Regions from separate parts of the Homo sapiens genome. Here region 2 is linked to region 1. Evidence: read pairs that join two places in POLR2A ChIA-PET (ENCODE). Cell type or tissue: A673. All regions are shown on one strand.

What was found. ChIA-PET counts read pairs that join two places held together with the same protein. Peaks named below come from ENCODE experiments on the same cell type or tissue, not always from the same donor. Only the 100,000 strongest peaks of a DNase experiment are listed, where the experiment ranks them.
Region 2: POLR2A ChIA-PET joins it to region 1 with 6 read pairs; 2 of 35 experiments call an interaction of 5 or more read pairs at or near these places.

Annotation. Positions count from the first base shown.
Region 1 is chr7:42,673,975-42,681,974 of GRCh38, reverse strand. The region is part of intron 1 of LINC01448 (long intergenic non-protein coding RNA 1448); the gene reads left to right. Among named protein-coding and RNA genes, the nearest start is that of LINC01448, 28 kb to the left of the region's middle. In A673, no CTCF peak of the experiment used is centred here; a DNase peak (open chromatin) is centred at 3,824; H3K27ac peaks cover 596 bases.
Region 2 is chr7:41,959,921-41,967,920 of GRCh38, reverse strand. It overlaps GLI3 (GLI family zinc finger 3), which reads left to right. Exons shown (of 15, transcript NM_000168.6): 14 at 1-325; 15 at 1,280-6,972. The coding sequence ends at 3,591. Among named protein-coding and RNA genes, the nearest start is that of INHBA, 260 kb to the right of the region's middle. In A673, no CTCF peak of the experiment used is centred here; no DNase peak of the experiment used is centred here.

The sequences.
Region 1 (8,000 bases):
TCTAATATGCTCTGTTCTACTTTTTACTTCTATGAAATTAATTTTTTAAAGCTTCTACATATTAGTGAGAACATGCAGTATTTAACTTTGTGTTCCTGGCTTGTTTTACTTAGTACAATGTCCTCCAGTTTCATCCACGTTGCAGTAAATAACAGAATTTTATTCTTTTTTATGGCTGAATAGTAGTCCATTGTGTATATATACCATATTTTCTTTATGCATCTGTTGTTGGACACTTGGGTTGATTCCATGTCTTGACTATTGTGAACAGTGCTGCAATCAACATGGGGCTGCAGACCTGTCTTTGATATACTGATTTCCTTTCGTTTGGATAAATGGCCAGTGGTGGGATTGCTGGATCATACGGTAGTTTTATTTGTAGTTTTCTGGGGAACCTCCACACTGTTCTCCATAAGGGTTATACTAGTTTACATTTGCACCAGTGGTGTATAAGAGTTTCCTTTTCTCTGCATCCTCACCAGTATTTATTATTTTTGTATTTTTGACAATAGCAATTTTATCTGAGATGAGATGATATCTCATTGTAGTTTTGATTTGCATTTCCCTGATGATTAATGATGTTGAACATTTTTACATATATTTGTTGAAAATTTCTGTATTTTGAGAAATATCTGTTCATATCATTTTCCCATTTTTAAATCAGGCTTTTCTTTAGTTTTTTTTTTTTTCTGTTGAGATGTTTGAGTTGCTTGTATAATCTTGAATATTAATTCCTTGTCAGATGAATAGTTGCAAATATTTTCTATTTTGTAGGTTGTCCATTCACTCTGTTGATTGTTTTCTATGTTGTTTAAAAGCTTTTTCATTTGATATAATTTCATTTGTTTATTTTTGCCGTAGTTGCCTGTGCTTTTGAGATTTTATTTATAAAATATTTTCCCAGACAAATGTCTTGAAGCATTTCCCCCATGTTTTCTTCTAGTAGCTTTATAGTTTCAGGTCTTACATCTAGTCCTTGGATTCATTCCGAGTTGACTTTTGTATAGGGTGAAACGTGAGCATCTAGTTTCATTCTTTGAATATGGATATCCAGTTTCCCCAGGACCATTTATTGACGAGGCTGTCCTTTTCCCAGTGAGTGTTCTTGGTGCCTTTGTCAAAAATTAGTTGGCTGCAAATCTGTGGATTAATCTCTGAAATCTCTATTCTGTTCCATTGACCTGTGTGTCTGTTTTTATGCTAGTGCCATGCTGTTTTGGCTACTCTAACTTTGTAGTATGTTTTGAAGAATAGTAATGTGATACCTTCAGCTTTGTTCTTTTTGCTCAGAATTACTTTGGCTATTCAGGGTCTTTTTTGGTTCCATACAAATTTTAGTATTATGTTTCTCTATTTCTGTGGTATTTTGGTAGGGACTGCATTGAATCTGAAGATCACTTTAGTTAGTATGGCCATTTTAACAATATTAATTCTTCCAGCTCACGAATATGGATGTCTTTCTATTTTTTTGTGTTTTCTTCAATTTCTTTCATCGGTGTTTTATAGTTTTCCTTGTAGATATCTGTCATCTCCTTGGTTAAATTCTTTTTCTAGATATTTTATTATTTTTGTAGTTATTGTAAATGGAGTTGCTTTCTTGATTTTTTTTTTCAGCTAGTTTGTTGTCTCTATATAGAAATGCCACTGATTTTTGTTGTTGATTTTGTATCCTGCAACTTTACTGATTTCGTTTATCAGTTCTGAGTTTTTTGGTAGAGTCTTTAGATTTTTCTATGTATAAGATCATTTATCTGCAAGCAGGAACATTTTGACTTCCTCTTCTCCAATTTGGATGTCCTTTATTTCTTTCTCTTGCCTAACTGCTCTGGCTAGGACTTCTAGTACTATACTGAATAAGAGTGGTAAGATTTTGTTCTCATTCTGTATGATTTTAGTTTGTTATATGTGGCCCTCATTATGTTGAGGTACTTTCCTTCTATACCTAATTTATTGAAGGTTTTTACTATGAAGGGATGTTGAATTTTGTCAAGTGCTTTTTCTGCAGCTGTTGAGATGATCATATAATTTTTGTCCTTATAATTCTGCTGATGTGATGTATCGTGTTTATTGATTTGCTTATGTTGAAACATCCTTACATCCATAGGATGAATTCTACTTGATCATTGTGTGTGATCTTTTTGATGTGCTGTTGGATTCAGTTTGCTAGTATTTTGTTGAGAATTTTTGTCTCTATGTTCACTAGGGATATTGGTCTAGAGTTTTCTTTCATTTTCGTGTCCTTGTCTGGTTTTGGTATCAAAGTTACACTGGCCTCCTAGAATAGAAGAATTTGTATTAATTCTTTAAGAGTTCAGTAGAATTCAGCTACGAAGTCATCCAGTCCTGGACTTTTCTTTGTTGGGAAGTTTTTATTACTGGTTCAATCTCATTACTTGTTTTTGGTCTGTTCAGTCTTGCTATTTCTTCTTGGTTCAATATTGGCAGGTTGTATGTGTCCAGGAATTTAGCCATTTCCTCTAGGTTTTTAAATATATTGGCATATAATTGTTCATAATAGAGATTAATAAGTTTTGAAACTGAATTTTTCTGTGCTCTGTATCTGATTTCTAATGAGAATAGATACATTACAGTATTTTGAAACTGAGTCCTTCTGTGTTCTTTATCTGATTTCTAATGAGAGTAGATACATTACAGTATCTAAATGTTTTAAAATCTAATAATTTTACGACTAATGTAGGAGGTAGGAGTAGGGAAACAAAGTTTGTCTGGCAGTATGATTGATTATTGTTGAATTTTTGGTGAGGAAATAGACCCCAGACCTTGATCTAGAGGGAGGAAGAGTAAGACAAAGAGCACTATATTGGTTGCCGATTAAAACAAGGAGCATTTAAATTTTTCATGGTAACTTAAGAAGGAAAGAGTGAGAGGGCTCTGGATGAACAGGAAGCAGGGCCAGCTGCATGGAAGGCTGTAGAAGGCAGGGGTCAGCCAGTGAGATGCTTCCCGGGGGGAAATGGCCAGGAGACTTCTAGGATCAGGAGGGTCGCATATGGACTAATAGGCAGTGTTCAGTCATATGCTCCTTTACCTCTGACTCCTTAATAAATTTTGTTAAAACTACCCAAAGATGGTAGTTTTATCAAAATTAAAGTTGTTTAAGTTAAGAACTTTAACATTAAAGTTGATTAACAGTTTTAATCATGGAAAAGCATCCATGTTTTCACATTTCGTTTGATGCAGAGTGGAGAGAAATAGCAGATGTAAGCATTGAGAATCCAAGTGAAAGATAGTTAAACAGAAGGAGGATATTAGAAGAGGGAGTAACTGTGAGAAATGGAAAGTCCCTGAGATTCCTGAGAAATGCAGGGAGTTGACTAAGTGAGGGATGGGGAATAAACTCATTTTTATTTTAACATTAAAGAGAAGAGTGCTCTCATAAGATGGAAGTCTTGGAAACACCCACACAGCAGATTCTTGGGTTGCACTAGCAAATACATCTGACACTTTTACAAATGGCAACTTCTCCTGACTTGTTACTGACAAGTTGAGCAATGTCTTCAACTTTATAGCGTAAACAGAACTGGGAATCCTGCCTATAACATCCAACATCCTCATGTCATGGGAGGATCATGGTAGAGTTATTCTCAGCACCCAGAATTCTACATAGGAAAATGATTATAAGGGTAAGCCATATTCAAAATAATCTGGTTTTAGTGCCTAAGCCCACAAAGCTGCATTATATAAAATATTGCTTCCTTTAAAATGATGGTCTTGAGAAAACAACATCAAACAGAACTTTCTGAGATCAAGAACAGGAAATGAATGATTCAGCAGGCTGGATATCACCCAAAGAGCTGTCTTCACAGCTGTAAGGAATAGCTGCAAAAAGTTCCAGGGGATTGCCTGGTACCATTTGAAGGCAGTCAGGCTGGGAACCACAGAGAGCTCCACGGAGTGTGGTGAAGGATAATTAGACAGTCCAGCTTCGACTCCCCAGAAATATGTCAGCCTGGTGCCACTGCTTTCTTGACTATCTTCTAACTGCCTCTGAGTCCACATTTGGAGATGCTCCAGGGTGACTCAGGACTTGAGAGAGAGCAAGCATCATCCATGGCAGGAAAGTCAAGGTGTTTGTTCTGCTCTAAGAGCCTGAAAGGATGATTTATCATGGAAGCTGACACTGCTGCACTGTTTTTCAAAATCTAATATAGTGCTGGTTATCTGGCAAGGACTGCCTTTGGGCAGAGCTTGGGTGAGAGTGCAGTTAGTGCTGATTCATTTGTGTGATCTCTCTCTCTCTCTCTCGTGCTCTCTCTCTCATATTAAAGTACAATTAGCAAGCACCCAGATTTTGACTGCTATCATCCAATGCCTGCCCAGTGATTCTCACCTGTACAACACTGCTGACTCTGTGGAGTATATTATGCAGGAAATTGCCCAGGCATTAATATTTGAGACCTGACATTGGAAAAGAGTAGTAGCCCTCAAGTGTGTCTTCTTGAACACATTGTGCCTTGCTTTAGCAGAACAGCAAAGCCCATCTACATCCTATAAGCATTTCCACTACTTAGTCCTGATACGTGTTCCACAAAGCCTTCTTCATCTTCTCCATCTTTCTAAAACATGTTTTTTCATCATGTCACTCTTTTGCTCAAAAATCTTCAGATGTATCTGCAGTATCTTTATAGTACCAGATAGGTTTTTTTCTGAGTCTTATCTTTGTTCTGTTGTGTTTTATGCATCTCTGCAGCTGCATACAACCTTTTTGAGATGAGCTGGGGTATACATGTAAGGAATACATGTAAGGACACATACATGCCTCATATGTAATAAGACATCCATTAGACTTTTTCTGTCATCTAACACTTCCGTTGAAGGCCCCAGGCTGAGGACAAGGATTGAAAAGTACTTCATATTCTTCCAAATGCGCATATCTTCCCCAGGAATTGTTAAGAGATAGCCAAAGTAGTCTTACAAGTCCCTGTTCCACTGTCAAATATTTATAGAAAGAGAAGAGTATAAATGTTAAGGGGAGTTAAATGTAGTGGAGGAAGTTTTAGCAGTTTTCATGTTGCATTGTTGCCTAAGTGGGGACTGCCCAGCATTTCCCGTCCCTCAAACCAGATGAGAAGGGCTCTAAGAAAACTGTGGATGGAAATTGTGGTTGCTGAGAGAAAAGAAGCCTGCATTTCCCTCCACAGTGAGGTGATTTGCTGAGCTATGGTGTCTGCAGGCCTTCCCCAGGGCTTCCAGTCCAGCAGAAGGAAGATTGGTGAGGGAGTTCTCAGGATAATTTTGTGTGTCTCTGAAAACTTGTGGTGTTTGTGAGTGTGGACAGCAATGCTCACTTCTGACCTGGAGAGTCCTGATGGCAGGAAGCTGGATTGAGCAGGTGCAATTGCAGGGTAAGGACAAAGGTCAGGTGCATGGCAAGGATGCTTGAATTTTTCAAAGTGCACAGACATGGGAGAAGAGAACCAGCCTAAAGGCTTTTTAAAGGTACCCTTATGAAGAGGACTAGCTTTGGGCTCCATGCCAGCTGTGAGCATCTTTGTCAGGAGTACTTCTAGGGACAGGTGCTTGTGGATGGTCACAGAGGAGAGCTGGAGAGCACATTAGCTACATTAGTCTGCACATGGCTTCTAGAGAGGTGGCACATGCACCCCATGAGAGATGCCACTTTAGGCCAGCCCATGGTGACCAAAAGAACTACATCAGCAGGAACTGTTAAATAATATAAACTAAAAACATTTCCTCCACCCCATTCTCAATACCTGAGAGGGACCATGGCATCTGACTCAGATGTTGCTAAGGGAAGGGAGGGGTTGTATAGCATATTTAAGGTGCTGGAGGAAAAAATAAAACTGTTTGTTGTTTTTACTCCAATGAGTTTAGTCTGTGCAATAAGCATTTTACTTGTATATATATATATATGCACGCAACAAAGCTAAGAGTTTTATTATTTTTAGAAATTAATTCAATAAACACTTTGCAGATCTAATATATCTTAGCAAGATGCATGGCACTTATGATATAGAAAGAAATAATTAACACTTCTTTCTTTAAGGCATTTCTATGAGGAAGTATACATATATTTTTGTAGTCATAAAATCATGTGAATAGGCTGGGCATGGTGGCTCATGATGGTAATCCCAATTCTTTGAGAGACCAAGGCAGGAGAATTGCTTGAGGCCAGGAGTTTAAGACCAGTCTGGACAACATGGTGATACCCTGTCTCTACACAACATAAAATTTAAAAATCAGCTGAGTGTGGTGATGCATATCTGCAGCTACTCAGGAGGGAGGATTACTTGCCTAGGAGTCTGGGGCTACAGTGAGCTATGATTGTGCCATTGGACTCCAGCCTGAGTGACAGAGCAAAACTCTGTCTCTAAAAAGAATAATAATAAACAATAAAAATTATTTAAAAAACAAATAGAGTACAATATATATTATCATTTAACAGATTTATTGCTTACTTACTTTTTATAGTTTGCACTAAGCAGGCTGAAATATAGTGTATGGGAATGCAGAGTGACGAGCATCCAATGGGTATTCCTTGCTCTGATGACTTGGCCACGACTGAATTGAGTTTTATTTATCACTACTTCTTCAAAAATCTACTTCTTTGCTATTCTACAGAAGAAAATGTGTGCTTCTCTCTCTCCTTGTTTTACTCACTTATTGACTTGTGCTATGGTCTGAATATATGCATCTCCCTAAAATTCATAAATTTGTATGTTGAAATGTTAATGCCCAAGGACATGATATTAGAAGGTGGGGGCCTTTGGGGAAATGATTAGGTCATGGGATTGGTGCCCTTATAAAAGAAGCCCAGAGGGCTCCCTTGCCGGTTCCACTATGTGAGGACACAGTGAAGAGATGGCTGCCTTTGAACCAGGAAGCGGGTCCTCACTGGACACCAAATCTGCTAGCACCTTGATTATGGACTTCCCAACCTCCAGAACTGTGAGAAATAAATATGCCTCGTTTGCAAAAGTTGATAGATGAGTTATAAAACCAATTTACCAAACTACCATGTTAATGGCTGAGTAAAGTTTTGAATCGTTTTAGTAGAATCCCCAATGGATCCAAGTTTATGGGCAGAAGGCCAAATGTCTGTGTTTTATTCCCCAGCTTAGATTTCTGGGGGTTTCTAAATAATGTCAGTCCTTTTCAGTGGTGTCATCTTTTCTAGGGAAGGTCTGGGCTCTAGAAATGCCCTGTGTGCTGCTTGCTGGGGATTTATGGCTGAGTGTCTCTGGTGGATTCAGGCCATCCTTTCTGGGAATTTTGGCAGCATTTGCAACTGCATTCCTGCAGCATAGCCTACTGTATAGCTCCTGTCCTAGGACCTGTCATCTGTCTTCATGGTTTCTCAAGTATTATGTTCTCCTCTTTTTGATTGAATTTTTTGTTTTCCCAAGGCACATTCTTTAGTAGCTTTTAAAGAATAGGTACATGAAAAGCACATTCTCTAAATCCTTGCAGGTATGAAATTTCTATTTTGCATGTACACTTTATGAATAGTTTGAAGGATTTAGTTGTTCTTGTTGAATGTAGTTCATCCATCATAACATTTATCCTTTTAAGTTGTGCCATTCAGTGGTTTTAGTGCATTCACAAAGCTGTGCACTCATCACCACTATCTAATTCCAGAACATTTTCATGATTGACTGGGTACTTAATTTTAGGTATTTATGTATCCAATCTCCTATAAAAAATGGAATTGGGAGTAAGGACGACACATCATATACCTAGTGCTAGGCAAAAGCAGTTGTTCATGTACGTAAACATAAATGGAACTCTAGAGACTGCCACTGGGCTTGATGAAGTAACAGGCTATTTTGGGAAAGCCTGTGTGGTTAGTGTCAGGCCTCTGAGCCCAAGCTAAGCCATGGTATCCCTTGTGACGTGCACGTATACGTCCAGATGGCCCAAAGCAAGTAAAGAATCACAAAAGAAGTGAAAATGGCCAGTTCCTGCCTTAACTGATGACATTCCACCACAAAAAAAGTGAAAATGGCCGGTCCCTGCCT
Region 2 (8,000 bases), 710 kb after region 1:
TCTCAGCCAAGCCCTGGTGGTCAGTCTTCATGCAGCAGCCAACAGTCCCCCATCAGCAACTATTCCAACAGTGGGCTCGAGCTTCCTCTGACCGATGGAGGTAGTATAGGAGACCTCAGTGCCATCGATGAAACCCCAATCATGGACTCAACCATTTCCACTGCAACCACAGCCCTTGCTTTGCAAGCCAGGAGAAACCCGGCAGGGACCAAATGGATGGAGCACGTAAAACTAGAAAGGCTAAAACAAGTGAATGGAATGTTTCCGCGACTGAACCCCATTCTACCCCCTAAAGCCCCTGCGGTCTCTCCTCTCATAGGAAATGGTGAGTTCTACATCAGACCATGCATCTGCTCAGGGTTTTTTTTTCTGTTCTTTTAAATGCAGGCCCTCAGTTTTATGTTTGCTAGTTTCTCCACCAGTCCTAAAATGACGCTGTAACCATCCGTTAATGTTTAGCCCATTCAAGTTGCCTTTTGGGATTGTCCATATTTTAAAAACAGCTAGGAACAGGATAATATTGAGAAAAAAATGTGACTGTGCATGACTCATATTCTGATGGTGAAATCATAACTGTTAGATTAGGGTAAGGGAATGCCAGCAGTGGAGGCATCTGTGGTTGGAACTCTGTCTCTGGTTTCCAAAATTTAAAACCACGAGGTTAGCAGCCACTTTTATTTATATTTACCCAGTTCAAGGAAAGTCAGAAATCCCTCCCCACTGTCAGTCCCCAGGTCAGTTTGCACTTCTGAGATTACACTTCTGAGAGCACCTAAGGGGTGAAGCTCTTGCCTGCACCAACACAGGTGTTACCTGTTGGTAGGATGTGGCATGAACAGGACGCCCTGAGCGTGAATGTGAAACTCGTGGAGTACCTTTGCCTGGGGACTTGCCTGGAACTCAAGCGTTGTGTACCATCACAAGATTCTTTTTGTCCTTGCACAGCGCTTGGGGAGGGGCTTCAGTGAATCGAGGGAGTTGTTATTGTTTTGTTTAAGCCAGGCATCAGCAAACTACAGCCTGCGGCCATCTCCAGCCGCCCCTGTTTTTGTAAAGGAAGCTTCATGGACACCCCGCCACGCTTGCTTGCTCACTGCTCTCTGTGGCCGTGTTGGGGCTACACTGCAGAGCTGAGTAGTTGTGAGGCAGGCAATGTGGCCTGGGACACCAGAAATAGTTCCTAGCTGGCCCTTTACAGAAAAGGGTTGCTCATGCCTGGTGTAAGTCATGCTCGAAGGGAATTCATCTCCGCATGGTCTCTCCCTTTCTCTGTCTCCAGGCACACAGTCCAACAACACCTGCAGCTTGGGTGGGCCCATGACGCTTCTCCCGGGCAGAAGCGACCTCTCTGGGGTGGACGTCACTATGCTGAACATGCTCAACAGAAGGGACAGCAGCGCCAGCACCATCAGCTCGGCCTACCTGAGCAGCCGCCGCTCCTCAGGGATCTCGCCCTGCTTCTCCAGCCGCCGCTCCAGCGAGGCGTCACAGGCCGAGGGCCGGCCGCAGAACGTGAGCGTGGCCGACTCCTACGACCCCATCTCCACCGACGCCTCGCGCCGCTCCAGCGAAGCCAGCCAGAGCGACGGCCTGCCCAGCCTGCTCAGCCTCACGCCCGCCCAGCAGTACCGCCTCAAGGCCAAGTACGCGGCTGCCACAGGAGGGCCGCCGCCGACGCCCCTGCCCAACATGGAGAGGATGAGCCTGAAGACGCGCCTGGCGCTGCTCGGGGATGCCCTCGAGCCTGGCGTGGCCCTGCCTCCAGTTCATGCCCCGAGGAGGTGCAGCGACGGGGGAGCCCACGGCTACGGGCGGCGCCACCTGCAGCCGCACGATGCGCCGGGCCACGGCGTGAGGAGGGCCAGCGACCCGGTGCGGACAGGCTCCGAGGGCCTGGCCCTGCCTCGTGTGCCGCGCTTCAGCAGCCTCAGCAGCTGCAACCCCCCGGCGATGGCCACGTCCGCGGAGAAGCGCAGTCTCGTGCTTCAGAATTACACGCGGCCCGAGGGCGGCCAGTCCCGAAACTTCCACTCGTCCCCCTGTCCTCCCAGCATCACCGAGAACGTCACCCTGGAGTCCCTGACCATGGACGCTGATGCCAACCTGAACGATGAGGATTTCCTGCCGGACGACGTGGTGCAGTATTTAAATTCCCAGAACCAAGCAGGGTACGAGCAGCACTTCCCCAGCGCCCTCCCGGACGACAGCAAAGTGCCCCACGGGCCCGGTGACTTTGACGCGCCCGGGCTGCCAGACAGCCACGCTGGCCAGCAGTTCCATGCCCTCGAGCAGCCCTGCCCCGAGGGCAGCAAAACCGACCTGCCCATTCAGTGGAACGAAGTCAGCTCCGGAAGCGCCGACCTGTCCTCCTCCAAGCTCAAGTGTGGGCCGCGGCCCGCTGTGCCGCAGACTCGCGCCTTTGGGTTCTGCAACGGCATGGTCGTCCACCCGCAGAACCCCTTGAGGAGCGGGCCTGCTGGGGGCTATCAGACCCTCGGGGAGAACAGCAACCCCTACGGTGGCCCAGAGCACTTGATGCTCCACAACAGCCCCGGAAGTGGCACCAGTGGAAACGCCTTCCATGAACAGCCCTGTAAGGCCCCGCAGTATGGGAACTGTCTCAACAGGCAGCCAGTGGCCCCTGGTGCACTCGACGGTGCCTGTGGTGCCGGGATTCAAGCCTCAAAGCTGAAGAGCACCCCCATGCAAGGGAGCGGGGGCCAGCTGAATTTCGGCCTGCCGGTAGCGCCAAATGAGTCAGCTGGCAGCATGGTGAATGGCATGCAGAACCAGGACCCAGTGGGACAGGGGTACCTGGCTCACCAGCTCCTCGGCGACAGCATGCAGCACCCGGGGGCAGGCCGCCCCGGTCAGCAGATGCTTGGGCAGATTAGTGCTACCTCACACATCAACATCTACCAAGGGCCAGAGAGCTGCCTGCCAGGGGCTCACGGCATGGGCAGCCAGCCGTCAAGCTTGGCAGTTGTCAGGGGCTACCAGCCATGTGCCAGCTTTGGGGGCAGCAGGCGCCAGGCTATGCCGAGGGACAGCCTTGCTCTGCAGTCAGGACAGCTCAGTGACACAAGTCAGACCTGCAGGGTGAATGGTATCAAGATGGAGATGAAAGGGCAGCCCCATCCGCTGTGCTCTAATCTGCAGAATTACTCTGGTCAGTTCTATGACCAAACCGTGGGCTTCAGTCAGCAAGACACGAAAGCTGGTTCATTCTCTATTTCAGACGCCAGCTGCCTGCTACAGGGGACCAGCGCCAAAAACTCTGAGTTACTTTCCCCAGGTGCTAATCAGGTGACAAGCACAGTGGACAGCCTCGACAGCCATGACCTGGAAGGGGTACAGATTGACTTCGATGCCATCATAGACGATGGGGACCACTCCAGCCTGATGTCGGGGGCCCTGAGCCCAAGTATCATTCAGAACCTTTCCCATAGCTCCTCCCGCCTCACCACGCCTCGGGCGTCCCTCCCATTCCCAGCGCTGTCCATGAGCACCACCAACATGGCTATCGGGGACATGAGTTCTTTGCTGACCTCCCTAGCGGAAGAAAGCAAATTCCTTGCAGTTATGCAATAGGCTTTAGGAAAAAAAGACTGCAACCAACGGAAATCAATAGGAGTTGAAGAGATTAAACTGACTTTGTTTTGGCTGTTTTTTTAGTTCTGTATGTATTTTAGCAATCTCATCTCACCTAACTGAGATGTGTTTCAATTATATTCCTTTTATGGAAAAGGACTCTGAAAAACCCTAAAGTATTCTAGGGAGAAACTGTCTTCCATTTCAGTTTTGAATCAGTATTGTTACACTCAAACCACCCTCTTTTTAAAAAAAAAAAAAAAAACTGTAAGCCCCGCCCCCTTTTTAGTAAACCGATGTAAATTTGTGATGTGCATATTCTTCTTTCTTTTAGAAGAGCAGTCAAATTAAAGGATTTGACATGTTTTGCTGTTGCTCAAAGGAAATAGGAGTTGGTGTGCTTGTGACCAAGGGGTTACACTTCCAGCTTTTAAAATTCTCCTTTACATGTGCTCAGTGTTTTGTTTTGTGTTTTGGTTTCTGTTTTTTATTTTAATTCCCACATTGGGCACAAGAATCAGAATATGGATAGCTAGTTTAAGAAACTTTTGTGGGTGCACTGTAGCATAGATGACAGAATATTGATGTTCCCCCCATCTCCAATTCAGTTCAGGGCATTCCACAGTTAAACAGAAATGGGAACGTGGGGCTCTTATAAATGAAATGGGCGCTCACAGTTTTGGTTTTCAGCTCTTCATGTCTGTAAGTGTGCTTTGGGGGAGGCTATGTCTGTATGGTCGATTCTCAGTTATCACATTTGCCTCTCCTCCCACTACCTTCATGAACATTCAGTGCTGTTTCGCACTGCAGTTAGAGAGAAGGGACGGACAGTTGGTGACACTCAGCCACATTGCTACTTTTATCTGTTCTGGTAAGAAGTTAGATAGATGGTAGATTGAAGCAATTGGGTAGAATTAGTTGGGGGAATATTTATGAGTTGCTGTGTTTGTTGATTAGTTCCATCTCTTTCCCATTTTAACTGAGAATTGATTATATATAGCTCTAAGTATATAGGTATTTAAACAACCCCACAAGCGGCTGTATCAGTAACATTTATTAATTCCACTATAGTGAGGGAGGATTTCCATTCTAAATACCTTATTTTGAGGGATTTATAAAACTTAGTTGTAAAAGAGAAAGCCCACATAGTGGGAATAAATTGCTTCAGCCATTTTTAGTATTTGAGAGCACTAGGGAAGATGTTTAGTAGCTGTGTGGATGCCTTTTTTCACACCCTGTCTATTGAATGCTGCATCCATTCACGAAGTTAAATGTTACATGCAGTTAGTCCTTAATGTGGACTGGATCTGTACTTTTGTTTTGGATTAAAACATTTAAAGATTTTTGAAGTGCAGCTACTCCCCACGTGCATTTGATACACATAAAAGTCATACTGTGTGTGCACAAAGAGTACATGGATTTTCCAGCATATTGCTTTAAAAAATTATATAAACTGTTAAAATATTAACACCTCAGGCTACCTGCTGTATTCTGTCCCATTGACCCCTGGAATTGGATTTACTGCAAGTGATTGATAATTCAATTATGTGGCTTTTCCCCTTTAATCTTGCCATTTAAATTACAGTAGAAAGACAAAATCAAGTAAAATAAAGTGTTAGATAATAGAAAGAGTGTTAAGACCAGCCCACTTTTCTCATGTTTATGTTCTTTCATTTGGACCAAGAATCTCCGCATGGAGGTTGATTTGCCACTGGGGACTTTGGCTAAGACTATTAGGTTTGCTTTCAACTAGATGTTCCTGAGACAAGCAGAGGGACACTGCAATTCCCCTTCCATGCCTGCTGTTCTCCCCCATGTAAGTCTTCTTTGAAATTAACGGATGTGTCTCCTTTGGAACAGCCCCATAACAAAAGAGAACTACTGATCTGAGCATAGGAAAGTAGAGGCTCTACCACTTTTCAGTTGAAAAAGCAAGACTTTCTCTGTGTTTCTGAAACAAGGCATAATGTTGTCACAGAATCAGAGATCCAGTCTCACTTTTCCACAAATCTCCAAATCTCCAGTCTTATCTTGTGTGCTCTAATGGTTTGGTTCAATCCCTTTCCAACTCTTGTTTTCAAAGCATGGGGCCTGAGTGTTCTCCACTCCTCCTAAGAAAGGAGCTTGGGTGGAAGGGACCATGCTGACCTCCTCCATCAGAGGGCTCTTCCAGTAGTATTCTCGGATGCAACCTCCATTTCTCAGTTACCATTATTTCCTGTATCAGCTTTGTCCTTCCTGGAGGGATGCACAGTGATCCGGCCCACCACTGTTGTTGTCTTGTGCTTCTGCTCTTTCCTATGGTTTCAGGTTATTTTCTGGGTTTCCCCTATTCTTCTTTTATTTCTTTTTTTTTTTATATTTGCTTTCCTTTCTACTGCTTTTAGATTTGCAGGAGATGCAAGTTTCAGCTCAATGTTTGGCTTCTCTCAATATGGAAATTTCAGAAGGACAGAGGAGAGGAGGGAGGAAGAAGAAAGTATACTCCTCCAGAATTTCAGTGATCTGTTGTGGCAGTCCAGTGGAAGGAAGGTCTTTTGAGGTCACTTAGAAGCATCTTTTTGGGACATCCTTTTGGGATCTCTGTAGGCTAGGCATCTCATATCTTGAGACTCACCCCCAGCCTCCAAGCCTCTCTCCATTTCTCTAACCTATGCATTTTAGAGCGAGAGGACCGCCTCACTAGTGTCACCATCCTGCCTTTTCTAAAACATGCAGGCTCACACATTCTACTCCTGCTTAATGTCTGTGTTAAACGTTTTCTAACCATTTTTGTTTTATTTTTCTGAAAAAGTTAACCCCTCCCAACTCCTCACACATTGGCTCTTCCTCTTGAGCCACAAAGTTTTGATTCTTGCGATGTATGTGCCTTATTTTATGTTAATCTTGTCAATGAGAGGGACCAGTTGGTGTTGCCCAATCAGCACTCCAAGGCTGTGTGTGCACCAGCCAGAGAGCGCACGGTGGTAGCAGAGTCGAGGCTGTCTTGTATCCTGGTTTCATGTGTTGTTTTGAACTGATAGGAGGATGTTCTCTTCTGACAAGTTACCCTTGTGTATCCTGCAGACATGTAAAATAAAATACAAGTTCATTTTTTTCACCTTTTTTAGATTTTTTTAAAAAATAAAATGTGTAATCCTTTTTTTAAAAGAAACACATGTAAATACATTTAAGTATTGTAGGCATAGCGTTCAGATGTGACTGGCCCAGGCGTTCCTCGGACAAGCCTGCATTCCCCGTGATCACGCCCACCTCAAGCCCAGGGGCTGCAGCCCAGCCACAGATGAACTCTACCTTTGCTTTCAGAACCACTTAGTCCTTTTGTAACAAAGAAAAAAAAATGTTTCTTACAATGTCAATAAAAAATTCTTTGTATGGAAATTTTTATTGGGTTGTTTATTAAATGCATAGTTGAATGGAAAGATTGCTTTCTTTGAAAACATCCAGAGCCTGTAGCTGGATCCAGACCCCTCACGTAGAAGATGAATGGACTTTTGCTGTGAGATCCAGATTCCTTAGCCCTAAACTGGAGAATAAGATGCAAATACATACATGCTCATGGTGTTTTGAGGATGTGTACCCGGGGGGCACACCAGTTGCAACAATTATTGTGTTTCTTTATATTATTGCTTTCTAAATTCAGTGAGGAAGGATGGTGATGGGGTTTAACGTCTAACAACTTAATTTGTCCCTCTTTTGTATGTTATCCTCTCATTTCAGAGATGCCCTACCACATGTCAACAGAAAATCTGACACGATAGAAGCCTACTTTATGTGGCTTTTAGTAACTGACCTCAGCCAGAATAAATTGTCTCCCATGTTTTTCTTGTGTCAGTGTGCAATATTATTCTCCAGATTACCGTAAGCCACTCCAAAAGCCTTCCCTTCCTCTTTCTAAGTAGTAGTACATGTCTTTTGAGCCATCAGCTGAGGATAATTGTTTCTGGGAAGGGCAGGAGTCCTGGCTGTGGGTATCTCAAGGCTACAAGGATGGACACATGCATGTATACACACACAGGTACAACAGCATGTGTTCCCCAGGCCTTATATCCTGTGGGGGGTGTATGTTCCCTGTCCTCCAGCAGGGTTTCTTTGGCCATAGGGATGCTTCATGCTTTCCTGATTCTCGGGGAGAATTTCCCCCCATCCAATCCAAGATGCTTTGCTTTTGTAACTAGATCCCTTATATAAGGTATCCAAATGAATCCAGAAAAAAATAAGGAAAATATGAATTTATGCCCTGCCTCAGGTATAAACTGTCAGCTCACAAAGAGACATGCCATGTACCAAATCAAAATAAAAGAAATGAGAGAAATGAGGCTAAGAGAAAGGAAACTTAGGGAAGGGACACCCCCAGGAACGAGGTGGGTGATGTGCACTCCTTCAATCCACATGAGCTGGGGGTGGAT